Regions from separate parts of the Homo sapiens genome. Here region 2 is linked to region 1. A link is a loop called in an ENCODE intact Hi-C map of the cell type or tissue named here. Cell type or tissue: mammary epithelial cell. All regions are shown on one strand. Each heading gives the region's core, and the rest is flanking DNA. Links, peaks and the distances in the headings are about the cores only.

Region 1 (8,343 bases), core at 82-8,081:
ATCTTAAGTGCCTTTCCCTGTTTCTGTGACCTAAAGGAAGAAGGCCTAAATAGATGAGATAATCTCTCAGAAAAGAAAAAAGGAAAACCGAATAAAATACATCTGAGAACTAATCTCAAGTGTGCTCAAGACAGTCTCTCAGTCATTCGATTCACCTTGCAATTTGAAACATTGTAATGCTTTTGTGCTATTACTGCCCATTTTGAGTGTTTCCTAAGATTTCCATTTCTTTTGTTACTACTTTACTGCTGAGAATTGCTTTATTCTGCGATACTGAGATTATTTTTCATTGTGCTTTTCCTTACAACTTCATAACTGTAGAATTTGTTCCCCTCAGCAGAAACTAGTTCCTTGTTATTTTCCCATCTTCACTTATTTCCAATATACTAGTCAGCCAGGCAACCAGTAAAATGAAAGGCCTGTTGGCATCATTATGTGTGAGAATTTCTATGGGAAAGATTTTCTTTCACTCACTTTTTTTTATGGTGCCTAAGATGAGGACATGAGGCAAAAAACTCAAATTGGATTTTTAAAAATAAAAATATAGGAAAAGGCACCAGCTCACAAACACAGGAGTCTAAAATGCCATCTTCATTCTCAGAACTGAGTATAGTTCTCAGATTGAATTCAAAGGGTTCTTCTTTTTGGGGTCAACTCAGCTTAGAGAATAGAAGGCATCATATGGAACAGGCTCTAAATCAATTATACCAATCAGAGTTTGTAGTGGAATGGTTTAGAAATAATAAAAATCTAGATTAACTGAGACCCAGTTAACTGGAACTTTCAATTATCCATTTTTTAGTCTGCTTTTTCTCTTTTAGAAGAATAGCTAAGTGATGATTAAACAAACTTATAAAGTTAAAAATCCTTTCTTTTGTTATAGTGGAGGAAAATAAGGCCTATGGCCTAATGATTACTACCCATTTTTCTGCCTAAATTCAAAGTTCTAGCAACTATCTCTTATTAGAGATGTGTTAGAACAGGAAAACTCCTAATTTGAAGATATCAAAGATCATTATAAAGTCAGTCTACTTATCTATAATTTTACAGATATATCTGCCATACTGTACAAAAGGGACTAGACAAGGTGCCAAGACTGGATTGAAGGTCTACCACTATCTAAGTGGCACTGGGCAAGTGACTTCCCTCCTGTATCTATCAAAGTCCTCGTCTGTAGAATAAGGTTGATCCTATCCCTTTCAAACACTAAAATGATTTTTTGAATCTGGTAAGCACTGATCTTCAGAACGGTCACCCCACGGCACTGCCAGATTCTCAACAAAGATGAGTGATTTTTTTGATTCACAATAGTTATAATGTATCATGTGCCAGGGAAATTGCATACATCATCCTTTTTACAGAGAAAACAGCTCAGAGCGGCTAGATAACTGAACCCATGTTCACCTTGCCAGTTACAGCATCAGAATTGGGATAAGGACCCAGAGCTAAGTCTTTTTCACAAAATCAATAGATACATCCCAATGACTCTGTTGAATTTGAAATACTGAAATGGGAAATAAATATGAATGTAAACTAAAGATGTATTGAAATACCCATTAAAATCCCATGAATTTGATCTGAAGTTTAGGGATTGCAGGAAATAGTGTAATTAATTCAACATAAATCAACGATACAATATAATGTGATAGGTTTTTAATAAACATTTATTCAGTTTCAAATATACAGTTATATAGTTTGAGCATCCAAATAGGTGTTACTGCTTCTAAATTATGATTACTTGCTTCATTGTTGTTTGGAATAGTCTTAGAGGATTTTATCTAAAGCCAACAACACATTTAAAAAAATGTACCAGTCTTGATGAAAAATTCTCATCTTTTGAAGATGACTTATATTTTGATATTGGTGAAATGTTGATAAATCCCTTAAGAGAAAAGGCTATATCTTCCTTGTGTTATGTCTCACCATGCCTATCCTAGTGTCTTTTACTTTATAGACAGCCAGTAAACAATTTTTAAAAATTTGATTTTTTTTTTTTTTTTACCTTACTAAAGTGTGAGAACTTTGTAAAATTCTCACTTTTAATGGATTTATATGGCAGGGCAAGGAGAGTTGTTTGGGATAAGACATTATGTTTGTTATTTTGATTATATCCAGGAATATTCTTTTTTGTCTTTTTGAGAAGGAGTCTCCCTCTGTCGCCCAGGCTGGAGTGCAGTGGCGTGATCTCGGCTCACTGCAAGCTCCGCCTCCCGGCTTCACGCCATTCTCCTGCCTCAGCCTCCCGAGTAGCTGGGACTACAAGCGCCCGCCACCACGCCCGGCTAATTTTATTTTTGTATTTTTAGTGGACACAGGGTTTCACCGTGTTAGCCAGGATGTTCTCGATCTCCTGACCTTGTGATCCGCCCACTTCGGCCTCCCAAAGTGCTGGGATTACAGGCGTGAGCCACCGTGCCTGGCCAATATCCAGGAATATTCTTAAACCACTGTTAGCAACTACCAAAACTGAAGTACGTTTTGTCTGATATTTGTATCTGGATCCACAAAGGCAGGTTTCAGAGGCAAGAACAAATACTTGCCCCATAGAAAATGGGTTTCCTCAGCCTAAGTATGCAACAATGGATGAACAGATTTTGCAAATGTGATTTGTATACACAATGGAATCCTATTCGGCCTTTAAAAATCAGGAAATTCTGTCATTTGCAACAACATGGATGAACCTAGAGGACATTATGTTAAGTGAAACAAGCCAGGCACAGAGACATGAATACTGTATGTTCTCACTTACGTGTGGAAGCTAAAAAAAAGTCAAACTGATAGAAGCAGAGAGTAGAACAGTGGTTCCAGGGGTGGTAGGGGCAGGGGATTGGGGAGTTGCGTGGAATATGGAATATGTAGAAAGAGGAGATGCTGGTCAACAAGTACAAATTTATAGTTAGGAGCAATAAGTTCTGGGGTTCTATTGCACAACAAAATGACTATAGTTAATTAAAACGTATTGCATATTAACAAAAGAAAATGGGTTTCCTTTTTATTGGAAACATGAAAATAATACATTTACTATTTATATAGTCTTTTAGGTCACAGATGCATAGTGGGCCTTCTCATTTTCCATGTGACTCATTAGATGAAAAGCGTGCAATAAAAAATTTAAATTAAAAATGGCTGTTTATGCCAGGAGGTTAGCTCACCTTGTGAAAATCCTAAGGATGACCTGAGGATGACTTGCCTTGTAAAAGCTGCACTTGTGGGTTCTACACCTGTTATGAATAGGCAGTGACTTTGTCTATCTGTGCTCAAATGTCATTCCCAGAAACAAGCTCATGTAGGCCACAGGACACCTGAGCAATTTAGACCTAGGCCTGAGGGACAAGACATTTTCTTTGATTTTACTTGATAACAGTCACTCCCCCTTTATTTTCTCGTGGGCAAAACAAACCCAAATGTATATTTTTTATGATGGTGTTTTAAACATTTCAAATTATTTATTGCAGGTCTGAAGGATTTTAAGTAAAGGTAGAACCCTCAGAGATCCCCATGATCCTAGAAGGACAAGAAGAATTTTTAGGGACAGAGGACACTACGTTATTTGCCACTAAAGGAGAATCACATGATTATTTTGCAAACTGAAAAGTCATATGCTCATATTTTTCCTCTGGAAGAGTCCAAGCGTGGGTATAAGGCTCCCATTAAGGTTAATCTTTCTTAAACAGAGCTGGAAGGGTCAGAACTGCTGTGGCAGATAGGCAGATTCTGGGTGTTATTCCTCCTGCCTGTGAATCAGCACATTCTATTATGTTTGAAGGAATCACATTTTGCTGCTCCTGCAGTCTTGCAGCATTTCCAATTAAAAGTGCCTGCTCTACTGAACAGGTTTTGTAAGTTTTCAAAAGACACTTTTGTGTTTATTTTCCTTAATTTGTGTTTTTAAGGTCTTTTTTTTTTATATTGCCTTTAGCAAAGTAGTAATATGGAATGCTTATGTATACTGCTGCCAAAGGGCTTATAGCAGGAGTACGTGGTTTCTTACACAAATAGATATGAAACATTTGTTGGAATCTAGGAAGTTTCACCTGGACCAAAGGCTTTTTGAGGGCAGTGTTTGGAGTGAAGGCATGTAGATTGGGGTGAACGTCGATCTAAGACAGATTTTAATAAGGAATTGGAAATATTGAAGTACAATTCAGGAGAGAGTAGGAGCTGAAGCTGGAAGGAGTGAAATAAAAGGAAGCAGTAACAGATAAAGGAGAATCTGAAATGAGCAGAGTGGAACTGAAAAGGCCAAATTGTGGGGAGACTTGGGCACCTATCAGTGAATTGAGACATCTGGGGCTGACGAGATCTGACTCAGTCACTGCACTTATTTTCCCAGATGTTGCAATGGAACACAGGGACATTAAGGCATTTTCCCCAGATCATATGATTGAAGGATGATGGACTTGGGATTCAAAAGCAGGAGATCTGAAACAATTTTACTTTCACTGTAAAAAATGCATTTGGGATATGTGTCCTGCGTTATACCGTCTCTATTTTGATATGAAATTCCTCCATGATCATACTCTCATTTGTGCCCCTTACTGCCAGCAAAAAAAAAACTTCATTAGCTATTTGTGTTTGATACGTCTCTTCATCTTGAAGAGATTGTGGGTATTTTCTGCCTTCTACCTTTCCTGTGCTGTGGGATGATGGCCCTCTGGTGATGATCTCACCTTATGACTCAAATTCCTGCAACTCCTTTCTAAGAGTAATTAGCCTGGGACCTTGTTCCTAAGCTCAAACCCCAGGCTTTCCCTATCTCTCTGTCTCATTGCTGCATCAGCCTACTTCTGACAAGTAGAATATATTACCAAAGGTAGCAGAGGGAGCAATAATTTGAATACCTTAAAGAGAAGGAAATAACCTTATATGCAGGCAGAGGGGACTAAATTAATATTGGGGACCAGCACTATTTCCCTGAGAGATGATTTTTATTTGTTTAACAGTGTTTATGCATAGGAGTGTTATTTATAATAGTTTCCCTTAGAATACCCCTGAGTTCTCTTTCACCTTCTTAATCTATTTGTTTGATTATGTTGGCTTGGCAGGAGAAAGTGTTTGAACACAGTAATGTTCAAATATTCTTATTTGAAAAACAAGCCAGCAGAACAAACTATACCCGACTTGTGTTACTACATTCATAAATCTCCTTATTTTGAAAGTCATAATATGTTTATTACCACTGCCCCTTGATCTCACCCACTCCAAGCTTTTGCGAGAATATAAAGGTTACTGTATGTTAGATACAAGAGAACGCAATACTGTACATTTGTTTCACCAATTTATTGCCATAATATGAATAATATTAAAAGGAAATTGCTGGTCAACAATGGTGAATAGATTGTTAGAAAAACTCTTCAGTAGATAACAATTATAAACACTGAACAAAATGAACACACCACACACGCGCGCGCACACACACACACACACACCTATTTAAAGGCATGGAGGGCAACCCTAAGCAGGCAGCAACTGAAGGTATTTCTGCCTTAAAAGAGGGCAAGTGCTTAGAGTGCAGTCCATATTTACAAGCATCTTTCTCCTGAGGACATCCCATTGAGTGTGGCCTGCAAAGAAGCCAGAACTCAAGGAGAAAGCTGCATTTTTCTCAGCTTGAAGTGTCAGTGGCAGAGTTTGGAAGTGCAAGAGAGACTGGTAATTAAAGAGGAAACTCCTGGAGTAAATGGAGCCCTCAAATCTGAATATAATTTCCCTAAAATACTTGGCTGAACCCTACAGAATGCTTTTAGAGGACTCCAAGCTCCAAGGAACTCAGCAGAAAACCACAGATAGAGAGCAAAAAGGATTTATGAGGGATTTTAGCAGCTAGATGTCACAGATGAGAAAAGGTTGATGTTTGAATCCCACCAAATTAGAGCACCTTGGTAAAGTAAACCAAGCCTCCGCAAGTTCAAAGTGATAAGCCAGTAATCCCACTGCCTGTTTGAATACAAGTCAATACTCTTTACAAGAAGAAAATAGAATTCAGTGTCTGAAATGTTTTATCTAAAATCTCCAATATATAATAGCAACGATAAGATATGCAAAGACATATATGATTCATTGTTGAGGGGAAAAAAAAGCAGTCCATAGAAACAGGCTCAATCATGACCAAGAATTTGGAATTAGAAGACAGGGACTTTGAAGTTGCTATTTTAAATACGATAAGGATCTAAAGAGAAGGTCATAATGGTTTAAGAGACAAGGAAATTCAAGTAGAAAAGCATAATTGACAAAACTAACCAAATAGAAAATTAAAAACACAAAACCCACAATATCTGAAATAAAAAATTTACTGGATGGGCTTAATTGCAGAGTGGAGAGAGATAAAGAAAGGGTCACCACACTTGGAGATAGATCAACGAAAATTATCAAATGTGAAAAACAGAGAGAAAAATTATTGAAAAACAATCCAAGGCTCTTCTAATCTGTGAGACAATATTAAACAGTCTCACATACTTGTAATTCAATTTCCGGAAAAAAAACAGAGGCTTTTCCCTAAAGGACACTCCCTTTTCTGGTTATCAATAAGGCAGAACCCAAACTGCTGTAGTCCAAGTTTGGCCAAAAACTTTAAAAATTTGTTGAAAAATATCAGTTTAGAAACAAGAATCTCAGCAATAATTTACATAGAATAAATACAAATAAAACTATATAGAGGCACATGTGGAATATTACTGAAAATAAATGAAAAAGAAAAACTCTTCAAAGCAATGAGAGATAAAAGACACATTGCCTATGGGTAAACAACTGTATGATTATGATTGGATTCTTATTAGAAACAATGGGGACTAGAAGCCAATGGAATGACATTTTTTAGAACCTTGATCAAATAGTATTTTTATTTTTAATTTTTTAATAATTTCAACTTTTATTTTAGATTTAGGGGGCACATGGGAAGGTTTGCTACATGGGTATATTGCGTAATGCTGAGGTTTGTGGTACAATTGATCTCATCACTCAAGTAATAAGCAGAGTACCTAAGAGTTAGTTTTTCAACACCCTCTACCCCCTCTAGTAGTCCCCAGTGTTTGTTGTTCCCATCTTTACGTCTACGTGTGCTCAGTGTTTAGCTTCCACTTATATATGAGAACATGCAGTATTTCATTATCTTTTCCTGCATTAATTCACTTAGGATAATGGCCTCCAGCTGCATCCACGTTGCTGCAAAGACATGACTTCATTCTTTTTTATGACTGCATAGTATTCCATGGTGCATATGTACCACATTTTCTTTATCCAATCCACCGTTGATGGGCACCTAGGTTGATTCCATGTATTTGCTATTGTAAATAGTGCTGTGATGAACATACAAGTGCATGTGTCTTTTTGACAGAATGATTTATTTTCCTTTGGATATATACCCAGTAATGGGATTGCTGGGTTGAATGGTAATTATATTTTAAGTTCTTTGAGAAATCTCCAAACTGCTTTCTACAGTGGCTGAACTCATTTACAGTTCCACCCAAAGTGTATAAGTGTTCCCTTTCCTCTGCAGCCTTGCCAGCATCTGTTGTTTTTGACTTTTTAATAGTAGACGTGGAATGGCATTTTTAATGTACCTAAAAATGTCAATTCAGAATTCTATATCCAGTAGAAACACTTGTCAAAAATGAAGATGAAATCAAGATATTTTCAGATATATGGAAGCTGGGAAAATGCATTGCCAGCAGATCTGCACTACGAGAAATGCTAAAGGAATTTCACGACAGGATACAAGATGCAACTGATCTACAGGAAGAAACAGCACAACTTAATAGTATATGCAACAAAAATACAAAAGGCTGTTATTCTCTTTTTACAATAAAACTGACTGTGTAGAGCAAAACCCATTACATTGTTTTGTGGAGTTACGTATATCTTATGTATGATAACAAAACCAGGGAATCAGGGTTGGGAGGGGGAATTATAAGGTTTAAAGTTTTTTTTTTTCATTTTCCATGATGTGGTATAATAACTCTAGGTAGACTATGGGGAACTGGGGATACATATTGTAATCCCTCAAGCAACCATTAAAAATAATACAGAGCGTTAGGGCTAAAAATCTCACGGATAAGATAAAGGGTACTATTTAAAAAATTCTGTTAACCCAGAAGGGCAGAAAAGAAGGAACAGAGAAAAAACAAATAAGACAAAAAGAAAGCAAATAGAAAAACAGTACAGTTAAAACCAACCATGTAAATAATTACATTAAATATAAATTGATTAAATATTTGGATTAAAAGTCAGAGATTATCAGAATGGACAAAAAACAAAACCTAATAATATGTTCTATACAAGAGACATACTTTACATCTAGAAGCATAAATAAGTTTAGTCAAAGGATAAGAAAAGATATGCCATGTC
Region 2 (8,343 bases), core at 46-8,045, 290 kb before region 1:
CCCAAGAACCTCTTTATCTCCATTTCCTCTCTCACTCTCCATTTTTAAGTGCCCACAAAGTTCTATAAATTCCGGTTTTAAGTATCTCAAGGATCTGTTCACTTTCTCTATCTTCACTACCCCTTTATGCATTTAGGCCATCCTCATCTCTCACCTGGATTACTGCCGAGCCTTCTAACACATGTCCTGGACTCCAGTCTTATCCAAAAATGCAGATTTGATATTATTTCTGCAACTTGAAACCCTCCCATGGTTCCTGATGATCTCAGGATAAAGTCTAAACACCTGGTCAGACGCCTTCTCTGCTTCATTTCTGTGGCCCACTTCCTCTTCTCAGCACTACTACTCTGGCTCAGTCCTCTGGCTGCCCTGGGGACCTTCATACATTCCATTCCTATCCTGCGGCCCTCTTCATCTTGCCTGCAACCGGCTAATTCCCACTCATCCTCAGGTCTAATACTTTACTTCATTTAGAAAGTGTTCCTGAACCCCCTAATCTGCCAGAGTTATGTTCTACTCCAGGTTCCCATAGTAACTCTAGGCCCCTCCCAGGGTACTTGTCACAGGGCCTCCTTACTCTCTACCCCTTTGGGCTCCATGTGGGCAGTGGTGATAATGGTCTTGTTTACTGTCATCTCTCCAGTGCCTTGCACAGGGTGGTACTTCTAAATATTTGTAGGAGGGTTGTTGGAAGTGATTCTTAATCTGATTTATTAAAGGAAAATATTAAAATTAAAAAAAAATTATTTGGGTTTGAATGATAACTGTATCGCCCCATTTGCAGAAAGAGTTATACTGTCCGGATCTCTTAAGATCAATTAAACAGAGCCTTTGTTGTCACTTCTATATACAACTTGACTGTCAAGTCAGTAACAATATATTATTTTGACTCATAGAATTCTTTTTGGTGATATACCTCACTGTGAATTTAAAATTCATACTGCATTTTTGTTAATGTGGTCACACTTTATAGAATCTCTTGCTTAAAAATTAAATAATTGTAACATTATGTATCCTAAACTTTAGGAGTCATAGTTGCCCCAAGATGAGGGAGAATAAAGGAAGCAAATTTAGATTTGTTTCTTCCAGTGACAATTGTTTTTCTCTTGATTTAAACAACTTTCCAGAACCCCCAATAACTTTCATTAATGCTTAAGGTATTATTTTAGATAATTATATACACGCACATAACCATGTACATATTATGCATATATATATATATATATATATATATATAATCAAGGGGATATAAACATACATGAACACATACTAGTAAATATAGTTGTTAAGTTGAGCACAATATTACTCTTGAGAGGCTTTTCCAAACAAACTGAGCATTGGTGTTGCTTTCAGAATTAAAGCATGTTGTCTGCCACAAGCTGGGGTGGAAATTGTGCCAGTCCTCACCTCACTTCCCTTTACTTCCTTCTCAGGCAGAGGAGTGACTGCAACAGGAGTCCTGATTCTTTATTCAAGGTGGGTAAGATCTGAGCCTGCCAAGGCCCCAGGGGATATGGGGAACCCAGCAGAGATGAGTGCACAAGAAGAGGGTGGGGGCAGGGACCAGACAGACCTGGATTTCAACCTCGCAGGAGCTGCTCGACCCTGGGCAATTTGCTTGCCCCTTCCTGGCTTCAATTTCCTATGTATAAAATGAGGAGAATAATGTCAAATACCCATATTCTGAGAAAAACCAAATACTTGTTGTTCTGAGAATTTAATGAGAATATGTACATAAAGTGGTGAGCATAGTATCTAATAGGAAGTGAACACTCAACAAATGGTATCCTGTAGTTACTGGCATACTTTTCACCATTCCAGAATTAAAACTGCAGATAAAGGAGACAAAATCTATGCCAAGATGATATTTTAAAAATCTCATTATTGATTTCCTTAATTATATATAATAACACTAACTGATGGTATAAAATCAATTAAGGAGCCACTCTCAGAACAGGAAGAATAACAAACACATTCTATTAGGAGAAAAAGGGAATACATGATGGAGTATAACTGAGAAGCTGCACTTTTTATTAAAAGTATAGTTTTAACTGTTGCCTCTGTTTTAAACCTAGAGAAAAAGAGAAAATTATCAGACATTGCTATTATTGCTGTTGTTATTCATAAACCAAAAATACTTGGAAATTAATAGCTGAGGTTTAAGAGCCAACTGGCCGGGCACGGTGGCTCACGCCTGTAATCCCAGCGCTTTGGGAGGCCAAGGTGGGAGGATCACCTGAGGTCAGGAGTTGGAGACCAGCCTGGCCAACATGGTGAAACCTGGTCTCTACCAAAAATACAAAAATTAGCTGGGCGTGGTGGCGGGCACCTGTAATCCCAGCTACTCCAGAGGCTGAGGCTGCAGTGAGCTGAGATCATGCCACTGCACTCCAGCCTGGGCGACAAGAGCAAAACTCCATCTCAAGAAAAAAAAAAAAAAGCCAATTGAGGAATATAATTTTTATTTTAAATATGAAGGCAAAATTCTTTTTAAAAGAGAAATATCTAACTTGGGGACTTGGTATATACCAGTGGAAGACTCCGGGCTGCATAACACACAACAGACACTTATGGCTACTAATGTGTTGTGTGCCCCCGGGGTTTGTGAAGACAGGGCACTCCAGAGTAAAGTAAAGGAGCAGAGATCTCACCCTGAGGTGGAGGAAGAACCCTCCCTCCCTGCCAGTTTGGTTTATTACCTTCAAATCAGCCCCTGAAAATGCTGTCTGCAAAAATCCCTCAGTGTTTTGGAAAACACTAGCAACACGGGTGATGCATGAGATTTCAAATCAATCAAAGGCATTACTTCCTAAGACAGCTTTCGAGCAATTCTATTGATAATTAAAGGTCCACAAATATGCTAACTAATCATATAACTAGACAGCTTCCTCCCTCAGGAATTCTAAAAGGTAGGAGTGAGTGCCCACAGGTCAGAAAAAGGTGATCCTTCTGAACACCAGTGGTAATGTATGGAATTCACCTCTCAAGGTTCCAGGAAGCGAGAGGGCTGCTCATTCCCTGCTGCCAATCATAGTCAATTACTGAGTATTAAGGTGACTAGTCTTCTGACGTGTGTAACATATATAATACCACTTCTGCAACTCTCCTGATGTCTGCCTTTGCACCATTAGTACCGCCTCTCTCCAGCAGAACACACTGAAGGATGGAAGATGATTAAGAGCATGGGTAAAGTACCACAGAAAAAGACAGCTAATACTAAATTAAGCTAATTATTAAGCTAGAACTAACACCTGATTACCTGCAGCATATCTGGCTATAAAATCCTCAACCTCTATTACCAGATCAGTCAAAAGTGGAGAATTTCTGTCAAAACCTGTATTTATCAAGAATACATAAATTCAGACTAGTTTTCTAATAAATAATCTACTCCTGGTTAACTCAGACCAATACCTGGTATTATACTTTGCCCATCTTCTTCCTAGTTTTCAAAGAAGTCCCTTCTAAATGTCTAAATTCTAGTGCCTTTACCTTATAAAAACCTAGGGTGTAATTCTTCAGATCACAGGTGGGTGGAGAACTACAACCACAGAAGCAAATACACTGACTTCCCAGACTCTCAGGTATATTCTAATAGGACCGTAGTTAAAGCTTTAAGCAAGAAGCAGATGGAAAGCATCACCATCCCCAACTCTCCCAAAGACACCTGTTTTAAACTTCCTATTTCAGCTCATCCTACTATGCTATATCTTGGAATATAACTCTTTTTTCAATTTATAAAATTACAATGGTTTATTTTCGATCAATTTTAGAAACATTTGACAAGGTATGGGAAGTAAACAGAAATAACCTTTGATTTTAATTTTCCTATTTTCTTTACCATCAACAGCAAGCAGATTTTAAATTCTAAGATTGAAAAATATAGACCTAGGGGGATTTTAAAAAGCTTGGGAAAAGAGACCCAAATATCCTCGTGCCCAACAAAGAATATCTTTCCTTTTATTAGTTGGTTTTTATTAAACAATTCCTGCCTTGAAGTCTAACATGAAATACTTTAAAAGTTAAAAATTATATCATAGATTAAAAGCTTTCTATTGTTTTAGGTTGAATCATAAGAACTTAAGTGTACCTCGTATGTTAAGACTAAAACAGCCAAAATGTTCTTCTGAAAATCTTTAAGAGTATAATGTTCCAATAAAAGGAAGTAAACTTTTAGAACATTAGTTGGTGTTCTGTTTCCAAATCTAATCCTCCAGGCATAAACTACATTTAAGGAGCAGATTAAAACCACCCAAGAACAAATTATTAATTCAGTTTTCCATTTCACTCTTGAATTCTTGTCTTAAATGCACTAGGAATCTCTGCTGCCAATGTAGTTAAAGCTGCAGCAGCTCTAATAATCAACGGATATTATCACAAAGGGTGGATACATCCTAAAATGAAAGCACCATATGCCTAATTATTGAGCTAAATTTACACATGTAGTTATCTCTGAATGAAACATTTTCAGCTTTTCAGCTCACAAAAATTATTTCTTTCTATGCCCTGAAGGTATTTCTCCAGATTTCTTTATCCCTGGCTTTCTTTCCTCCCCACATATCTGAGTGTTGTGTGACAGCAGGCCCAGAAGTCAGAAGTAACTGGACACTGATGAATGAATGAGGAACCACTCCATTCAACACCCTCTCTATGGTTTTCCTGAGGATGAGCATCCCTTCTGTGTAATAACAATTCTAACAAGGCAAAATAATGCTTACTTTCCTGCCATAGGAAGTGAGAAATTTGGCAACAACAACTAAAAGGGGAGGCAACAATAGAAAATAGAAGCTATTGGTCAATACAGCAATACTGCAGCCAAAACATACTTTTCTTTCCTGGAAATGACTTTCTGAATCCAATTTACCTACCAACCCCTTTCCTTATCACTCCTACCAATTCCTAGCTGCTAGTAAGTACATACTATGTATTGAATAATGAATGATACATGCCAGGCATTGCGCTGAGAGATTCACATACATTTTCTATTTTAATTCTTACAACAACTCTGAAAAAGAGGAATTATTAACTCCATTTCAAAGGCGTGGAAAGGGAGGACAGAAGTGTTTCTACTCTGCCATACTGCCTCACATTTATAAAACATTTTGTTGATATACTTAATCTGGGTTACATTTAGGATGAATTGCCTTTTATTGTCAAATTCTGGGCCACGGACCTATGAGATAAAAAAGGTGTCCCCACTTCTAGGGTGTCTGAAATCTACTTGAAAGATAACATATATGCACACAAAATCAGTGACACACAGGCCAAAGATAGAAATAATCAATAACATGGGAATTTGGAGAAGGGAGAAATCAGTGAAGGTTGAGAGTGTAGAGAGGGCTTCATGAGGACATGGATTTTGAGCAAGTGAGAAGACTCTCCTTTTGAGAACCATAAAGTAAACAAGGTGAAATCCTAAACGACATGTGTTCTGGAGATAGTAACTATGTAAGTTTTGTGGAAGCACAGTCCTTCCTGGGAAGTAACAGAGATACAACTCAACAAATAAACTGATGCAGATTTACAGAAGACTACGGATGCCAAGCTAAACATTTGTGACTTCACTGTGACTTCATTCTAGAGCAAAATGTTTTTCTAGCTGAAGTCACTGGACCAGAAGCATCAGTATCACCTAGCAACATGCTAAAAATGCAAATTCTGGGGCCCACCCAGGCCTACTGAATCAGAAACTCCAGGCTTTCAAAATTTTTTTATTATTATTTTTTTTGAGACAGAGTCTCACTCTGTCACCCAGGCTGGAGTGCAGTGGCACAATCTCGGTTCACTGCAACCTCCGCCTCCTGGGTTCAAGTGATTCTTCTGCCTCAGCCTCCCGAGTAGCTGGGACTACAGGCTCACGCCACCACACCTGGCTAGTTTTTGTATTTTTCGTAGAGACAGGGTTTTACCACGTTGGCCAGGCTGGTCTTGAATTCCTGGCCTCAAGTGATCCTCCCTTCGGCCTCCCAAAGTGCTGGGATTACAGGTGTGAGCCACTGCGCCCGGCACCAGCAATCTGTTTTAACATGCCCTCCAGGTGATTCTGATGCATGTTGAAGTCTGAATCATTACTTTATAGGAAATGGAGGACCATTAAAACCTGAGTTGGGCAATACGAGAGAAGTGATGTTTTAGGAATATTAATAGTCATCTGTAGAATAAACTGCAAAAGGGACCACTGACAAATGCATAAAATTCATTGAGCCTCTACCATGCAATTATTTATATGACACAGCACTTTTCAGGAGAAACAATATGAAATTGGGAAATAGAAAACCAAGCTTCTTTCTCTTTCTCAAAATATCACACCTTCTTAGGGAGGAACATGTTTATGTAATTCTGATTTCTCTAGTGGAAAATAATAGCTAACCTATGACTTTTCATTTTAGTGTGGTACTGTAAGCATTACTCATTAAGACACCTTTATCTCTCAAAAAATTTTGCCAAAATGGAAACAAAACAAAACCAACTCTAGGTATATCCTGTATAAAATTGAAATACAAGAAAAATGGCAACCCTTATTAAATACTGTCCAGTATTCTAGGTAATAAAGAAAATAAATGAAGACTCTACCTACTTTAAAAATAACATATCTAAAAAAAAAATACTGGCTGTAGATATAAACACTTTTCAATAAAATAACAGAATCTTTATATTCGAGTGTTGACCTTTAAAGGAATCTCACAATCATCTACATTTATTTCAGCAGTGTTGTATTTGGTCAAAAGACTTTTTTTTGTTTTTGGCACCACTTTCACCAGTTTACAGTCATATAAGAAAATGAATGCAGTTTTCATTTTATAAATCATTCTGGAAAACAACTTGAAAACTGGAAAAGGCATTTCCTATATTCATTAGTCTCTTTATTCACTAGGTCTGATTCTAAATGACTTCTGACTGTTGTAAAAAAAAAAAATCAAAAAGACAAAGACTTGTAGCCCATGAGTATATACATTAGAAAGGACTTCAAAGATGAGCGGACACCACTTCTGGAATACCAGATTACTTAGCGCGAAATCACACTTAACCTGAGTAACTCCTGTAGGCATGTTTATTTCAAAGAGCATATTCATTCAACAAATACATACTGGGCCCTATTATGGGCAGGGCCCAGAGCTAACTGATCTGTTGGACACATGGATGAATAGGGGAAGCTCTTTCTCCTGCCCTCAATATGATAGTTCTGGAAGGGACGGACGACTGCAAAGAGCCAATGTCATAGAAATTCTGTATTCTTGGGAGTTAGGGAAAACAGAAGTACTTCCAACCCTACACTGTGGCTTTATCTTATTACTGATGGAATACTTAATAAATCATCATTTTTATTCACCCTAACTGCTAAAGCAGCTTTCAACAGTAGTTAATAAATCACCTTCATTTTCTATTCTCCTCAACCACCCCACCTTTAAAGCTACTGAGTTCTTCATTACACATTCTATGTTAAGTAACCACAGGAGGATTAAATAATGAAGACTAACCAAAATGCTTAATATGAGTGAATGTATACAATGCATTAGATATATGCCAATTATAAAATACGTTTTTTACTACATAAAGTTCATTTTATACTTCCTAATAAGAATGCCTTATAAAATTGCTGACTTGGGCTAATAACTCCTTAAATCACAATATGGACTTCTCAGGCATTTCTAATTATGAGCTGAAAACCTGTAGTTGGCTAGATAAAACATTCAACACTGCTAGTTGACTAAAAAAAAAAAAAAAGTCTCCAAAAATAGCACTGTAAATATTCTAAAATTACTATCATGTCTAACCACAATTTATAAAAATAATATAGTACATTTATGTCAATCGTTATTCATCACGTTAACACAGTGTTATAGCCAAATTTAAATAGTTCTGGCGCTTGGCAGACTTTTATGAACCAAGGTCAGAATATAAATACATTTTGAAATATGCAGCTCTTCACTATCTTAAAAAACATGACTAAAAACATTTGAAGGATTTAGGGTGGAAAAAAAAAAGCCCAAACTTCACACACAAAATATCATGCTTTTCTTTAAAAATAAAATATCTTTGACAAAATGCATATTTATCCTATTTACAACACTGAAGGCCTCTCACATACAAAAGATTAGCCTGCCTCTTCACACATAAGAACAAATATTTCTAGGAAATCTCATGATTTCCTTTTGGTTAATTTTTCTTCTTTAAGAATTCAGCTGTGTAAGACTTGCCATTTTCTGGCATCATTAAAATCACTTCTGAAATTCTATTTGGACTACTTTTGATCTTCAACTATTAGAAAAGCATCCTGATTCATTCCAAAAGGAGAAAGATCCTTCCGCAGATCTCCAGAGAGGTCAATACCTTCCTCAAGTATCT

What was found. Hi-C counts contacts between places; a loop is a spot of excess contacts. Peaks named below come from ENCODE experiments on the same cell type or tissue, not always from the same donor. Only the 100,000 strongest peaks of a DNase experiment are listed, where the experiment ranks them.
Region 2: a loop joins it to region 1, with 10 times the contacts of the local background. A loop is called at or near these places in 2 of 110 quality-filtered maps.

The regions. Positions count from the first base shown.
Region 1 is chr6:119,623,812-119,632,154 of GRCh38, forward strand. All of the region lies in intron 2 of LOC105377975 (a long non-coding RNA gene), which reads left to right. Among named protein-coding and RNA genes, the nearest start is that of MAN1A1, 280 kb to the left of the region's middle. In mammary epithelial cell, for the core only: a CTCF peak has its summit at 4,651; DNase peaks (open chromatin) are centred at 4,300 and 4,690; H3K27ac peaks cover 1,166 bases.
Region 2 is chr6:119,330,363-119,338,705 of GRCh38, forward strand. The region is part of intron 2 of MAN1A1 (mannosidase alpha class 1A member 1); the gene reads right to left. Among named protein-coding and RNA genes, the nearest start is that of MAN1A1, 15 kb to the right of the region's middle. In mammary epithelial cell, for the core only: a CTCF peak has its summit at 3,528; no DNase peak of the experiment used is centred there.